Regions from separate parts of the Mus musculus genome. Here region 2 is linked to region 1. The links are chromatin loops, found by intact Hi-C in ENCODE. Cell type or tissue: heart. All regions are shown on one strand. Each heading gives the region's core, and the rest is flanking DNA. Links, peaks and the distances in the headings are about the cores only. Region 1 has its middle 11 kb from the start of Gm32492. Region 2 has its middle 33 kb from the start of Gm32441.

Region 1 (2,905 bases), core at 209-2,708:
TCCACTGGCCACAAAATGGCTCCTGTCCCTGGACCTAAGGGTGGTTGTATGTTAGGCAGCTGTGTCTGGCTCCTCCACAGGACCCACCTGAGCTACTCTAGCCAGGTTTGAAGATGGACGTGAACACAAAGGACTGCAGGGGACTTGCAGAAGGCACACGTCAACTGCATGTGGAAAAAGACTTCTGGGCTCCTGATGCAGGGAGTCAACATGGCAGAGTGGCCTGTGCAGCCCCTGAGAAGAAACAAGGCCTAAAGGATGTTCAATTTCTCATTTCTACTTTTAGGAATGGATGGTATTTTGTTGGGGCCGGGGAGGGCCAGAGCAGGGCTGGGAATATAATGCACAGACTTCAATACATAAATGTGTAAGGTCTGCCTTTGTTTCGAAGTACGACCCTGATGAAGGACCATGGCATTTTGCTCATTATTAATGTGCTTTGAGAATGAGATTTCCTTTGGAACAAAGTGGCAAATGAAAACGAGACAGGAAGTGGCCCTGTAGCCCCAGACTTTGAAAGGTGTGTGGCTTGTGGATCAGCACAGGCTGCGGCTCCTCATCCGGTGTGCAGACCTACACTAACCTGACCTGTTCTGACTCAGCGTTCACTACCTCTCTGTCCCCACAGCGTTTGGATGGTGAAATTATAACCATCCGTTTCCTAAGTTCTCGGGGGACACTGTAGTGACATCCTTTCTATGGAGAACACCAAATTCAGAAGGATTCAGAACAAGGAGACTCTTATGGAGAGCTACCGTCCACCGTAAGTAAGAGCCAGTCAGTGGAGAGTCACAAGGTCAACTACTCAATTCAGCCGAGGGCCATGGTTGAAAGACTATAACAGAGGAAAAACTCAAACAGTGGAGAGAAAACTCATGGTCCCGGGCATGCGGCCATCTCCTTTGTGAAGTGTAAGCATGAACACAGGGAGTGAGGAAAAGCTGAGAAGCCACAGGAATTAGGCCTGCAGAACTATCGCCTGGCCTTCCTGACAGAAAGAAGTAGGCTGGTGTATGGGAGCCAGCCGCTAAATGTTCCCTGAAACTGCAACACCTCTGAGAGTCAGTGGTTAAACTGTTACAAGTTAGCCACGGCGAGGTATTTACATGGTAGAAATCAGTTAACACTGTGGGTCCTCTCCCATCTCCTGGCACACAGAGAGCAGGCCTGTGAAAGTCCTGCTGACAGCACCTAGCTATCTGTGAGCCGGCAATGGTAACTCTCACCACACACAAACCTGAAGCTGACGGTGACCTTAAAGTGCCTCATTGTACAAAGCAGCAGCCTCTGCCAACATCAGCTCCAAAGTTCCAGGAACAGACTTGGCTCTCACCTACAGCTAAGCATGCTGAAAGTCTCCAAGGGCTTCCAGGGCTTTGTCAGCTACATCCACACACCTGACGCTTGCTTAGGACCACAGACAGATCTTCTCACATGCATGCGTGTGTCATATGAATCAGATATCTCCTGAATGACTCCCCTGGGCACCGCATTTCACTGAGCAGCCGTTGTCCCAGGGACGGGCCCTCTGGAATGAAGGGAGCAGAGACAGGAAGGACTGCAGATATCTGTCGCCCCTGCACATGATCATCTCTTGCAGCTGTTGTAGGCTGTTTCCTCCAGGCTGCCTTGAATGAGAGCATCTGTGATCACCCACAGGAGACACTCACCAGGACCAGCCTATCAACATTCCCTTACGGGTGGAGAGAGGACTGCTAGGCTAATGAGCCTTTACAGATCCCCACATGAACCCAACCCTTACCCAGGTCATGTAAGACCTAATACGTGGACTGGGGATTGGGACCCCAAAGAGTCTTTAGTGCTACATCTTTTCATGATTCATCCACGCCACAGATGGGGCTCTTCAGCGGCATAGCTATTCATAAGCTGCCCAAGAGACTTCCTGTTTTAGATAGGGTTTTCCTGCTGTGAACAGACACCACGACCGAGGCAACTCTCTAATTGGACAACATTTCATCGAGGCTGGCTTACAGGTTCACAGGTTCAGTCCATTATCACCAAGGTGGAAGCAGGGCAGCATCCAGGCAGGCATGGTGCAGGAGGAGCTGAGAGTTCTACATCTTCATCTGGAGGCTGCTAGGAAAATACTGCCTTCCAGGCAGCTAGGGTGAAGGTCTTAAAACCCACGCCCACTGTGACATACCTATTCCAACAGGGCCACACCTTCTAAAAGTGCCACCCTGGGTCAAGCATAGGCAAACCATCACACTTCCCAAAAGGTCTAGGGGCCTTTGAGTTACCCATGCACCCGGAAGTAACTGCACACAAGCTCAGGTTCAGGCAAAGCTGGACGGGATCCTTTCTCTGGTCCGCGCTTCCTCTCCGCCTAGTGCTAACAGTCTTCACCACAGCCGTTTGCATCTGCTCTTCACAGCTCTAACAGCTCTCTGGCTGGCCTCATCTAACACCCGTCATTAAATATTGTACATGATGGGGGAGTATTCCCTGCGGTGCTTCCTCCTCTGAGCTGAAGAGCGGGTCCACCTTTCTCCCACAGCTAACACTAGGACTCCGTGGTGTCCAGACACAGGGTCAGCTTAGCTCACCAGTCTCCCAGCTACTTCCTACCTCTCACCCAATGTGAACCCACTGAGTGATCTCATCTGCATCCCCAACCTGGGACTTCCCTCTTTTGCTGCCTTAACCGCCTCCCCTGATGATTTCCCTTCTACTTACAGGTGGAAGATGGGCCCACTTCAGAAGAACTGGCTGTTTTATCTGACTAGAAGATTCAGCAGGGGCCTTATAACTTCCCTCTTCTTTCTCTTCATCCCCCACCCTCTAGCACACCCAGTTCCCAGCTTCCCTGACTAAAGTTTCCTTCTCCCCTAGAATGGGAGAACCCGTATACCAGAACTTCAGTTCAGCTGGTCACTGTGGCATC
Region 2 (2,905 bases), core at 112-2,611, 49 kb before region 1:
GTTGGTGTTTTATTTTGTTTTGATTTGCAGTGTAGTGTGTGTGTGTGTGTGTGTGTGTGTGTGTGTGTGTGTGTGAGACAGAAAGAGAGAGAGAGAGAATTTATGCACATACTTTGGTGGTCAGAGGACAGCTTTGGGTGTGACTTCTCCTGCCCACAGTTCCCCACTCACTTCCAAGGAACTCTCTGTGAGCAAACAGCATTCCTTCTCCAGCCTCTGGGCAGGTCTTAGCGGGTGCCTCCACTACCCAGGCCCTCTGACCTCCTTAGAAAGTTATTATGCAGCCGTGTAGGTTATACCTCAATAAGACTACATTTTTTTCCAGGTGTCTCTTTTTGTAAAGACCTAATATTTAGAACTGGATTCCTACCAGATGGCACATTCATTTAGTGTATCTCCCATCATGCTTGACACGACAGGACTCAACATTTCTGGTCCTCAAGACCTGGGCATAATGGCACTAGAATGACAGAGGCAGGAGGATGACCATTTGGAACTAGCCTGAAATATATAGAGAGACTGTCTTAGGGTGTTCATTGCAGCGATGAAGCACTGCAGCCAAAAGCAGGCTAAGAAGGAAACGGTTTATTTGGCTTCTATTTCCACACTGAAGTCCATCATTGAAGGAAGTCAAGACTGGAACTCAAACAGGTCAGGAACCTGGGGGCAGGAGATGAAGCAGAGGCCGTGGAGGGATGCTGCTTACTGGCTTGTTCCTCATGGTTTGCTCAGCCTGCTTTCTCATAGAACCCAGGACCACCAACCCAGGGACGATGAGACCCACAGTGGGCTGGGCCCTTCCCCATCAATCACTAATTAAGAAAATGCCTTAAAGCTGGATCTTATGGAGGCATTTTCTTTAACTGAGGTTTGCTCCTCTCAGATGCCTTTAGCTTGTGTCAAGTTGATGTACAAACCAAGCAGTGCCTCTTCAGTGGCCTTGGATACGATCCAATGCACAACCCTCTCTCAGAAACCTCCACTTGCAACACCCACCAACAGACAGCGACATCTCAACAGCAAAGCAAGCACACAGGCACGACGCAAGTTTGGAGAACTGGAGGCCAGCTGCCAGGCAGAGACACAGTCTGTTCCCAGCTTGTCTTTCAATCTCACTGTGCAGCTTGGGGCACAACTCTCTGACTTTGGCACCTTCCTCCTCTTGGACAGGGAGGTCACTAGGCCTCTTCTAGTTTCCTTGGTCCTTCTAGGCCTCAACCCTTAGAAAAACGCAAGAAGGACTGAGTGTCTGCGTTCCTGGGCTTCCTTGATCTAAAATGCAGCCCTGGCAGCCGGAGGAAACCAGGAGCAGACCTCTGCAAGAAAGGGCGAGCAAGCTCCCTTGGACTGGAGCTGACCCCGAGCGTGAGGAACACTTGCTGAACCCTTTGAAGCTGGGGCTGTCCTTCGGGTGGGGCAGGAGTCCGGCTGGGAAGGATTTTTCTTATTGGCAAGCATTTCCTTTTCTCTGGCATCCCTTTTCCCCAGGAATTCCCTTTAGCTAAAAGAGAAAGCAAACAAAAGCCACCCTCTCCACAGACAGGAGCCTTTTCTCTGACTGCGAGGTCCTGATAAGAGAACCCGTCTGCCAATGGCTGCATCCTGTTCCAGAACCCTGTAGCTGCCTCTGCCAGGCAAAGCCTCTTTGGCCCGTGATTAATGGGCAGCCGCGGGTGGGGTGCAGTGTGCTGGACAGCCTTCAGGTAGTGGCTACAAGGTCAATGGTAGGTGAAGTTCTGGAATAGTACGAGAAGTCAAACCACCAGGCAAGTCTGTAAACTTGTCCAGCCGTGACTAGTTTATGTTTATGTCTCAGCCAATTACCCCCCCCCCCCCAAGCTTAGGCCTATCTCCCCCTCCCCCTTTTAGGCCTACCCCCATCCCTACACCCCCTGGTTAGTCACCAAAATTGTAACAGCTTCCAGATATGGCTAAGCTGTGGGACCATCTGAGGGAGTCCGAGGATAGCTATGAACTACTATTTAGAGGCCAGAGGCTGTCGTCAGGCCGCTTCCTCTGTCATTCTTCACCTACGTTTTGAGGCAGAGTCTCTCACTAAACATGAAGCTCATGAGTTTGGCTAGGCTGGCTAGCCGGCCATGAGCTCAGACAGTCCCCCTGTCTCCTCTCCCAGCACCGAGGTTACAGCGCTAGCCACCTCATCTAGGGATAGGAACTCAAGTTCCTGCTCTCGTTACCCACTGCTCCATCCCTTCAGCCACCCAGGGCATCCTCTCTATTCTAAGGGACATCTGCTTTGGCGGAGATCTAGCTGAGATAAGTTCTGCTATGGAGAATTCTCACATTCAACACAGAAGCCACTTGCCACATGTGGTTAGGTAGCATGCACCTGAATGTGGTCAACCCAAACTAAGACAGGAGAGAGATGCAAAATATGCCCTGCGCCTTAACGACTTAAAGTGACCCTCCTTCCCAGCAAGTAAAAGAACCCACTAATCATCTTTACACTGATACAGAAATATTAAATGTCAAGATGCCGTAGCATCTCCCTTATAAACCTTAGTTCAGACGTTATCAACACGGTGCCTGGAACCCATTGATCAGCAGCTGTGTTAGGTATAGCCCTGGTGGGAGCATTTAGGAAGGGCATATACTCCCATGTTTTGCCATAGCTTGATACTCAAGAGAGATTTTTTTCAGAGTAGAACTTGGGACACCAGCATCAATCCTCACTAGTAACTACAGGGCTTTGAGAAGCCTAGTTCCCTGGATTGGAGTTTTAGCATCCACAAAGTGGCTCAGAGTCCTTCCATCTTTTGTAGTGAACTTCAACAGTTCCCACATTCTGCATTACCTCTACCATGATACAAGCTTCCTGATTTGTATCATAATTAAAAAACAATAGGGTTAGCAGGATGCTGCCGTGGGTAAAGGTACTTGTCGT

What was found. A loop is a pair of places that touch in the nucleus more often than their neighbours do. Peaks named below come from ENCODE experiments on the same cell type or tissue, not always from the same donor. Only the 100,000 strongest peaks of a DNase experiment are listed, where the experiment ranks them.
Region 2: a loop joins it to region 1, with 2.1 times the contacts of the local background. A loop is called at or near these places in 6 of 42 quality-filtered maps.

The regions. Positions count from the first base shown.
Region 1 is chr19:56,678,857-56,681,761 of GRCm38, forward strand. No RefSeq gene overlaps it. Among named protein-coding and RNA genes, the nearest start is that of Gm32492, 11 kb to the left of the region's middle. In heart, for the core only: no CTCF peak of the experiment used is centred there; a DNase peak (open chromatin) is centred at 1,255; H3K27ac peaks cover 1,429 bases.
Region 2 is chr19:56,630,187-56,633,091 of GRCm38, forward strand. No RefSeq gene overlaps it. Among named protein-coding and RNA genes, the nearest start is that of Gm32441, 33 kb to the right of the region's middle. In heart, for the core only: no CTCF peak of the experiment used is centred there; DNase peaks (open chromatin) are centred at 1,055 and 1,625; H3K27ac peaks cover 841 bases.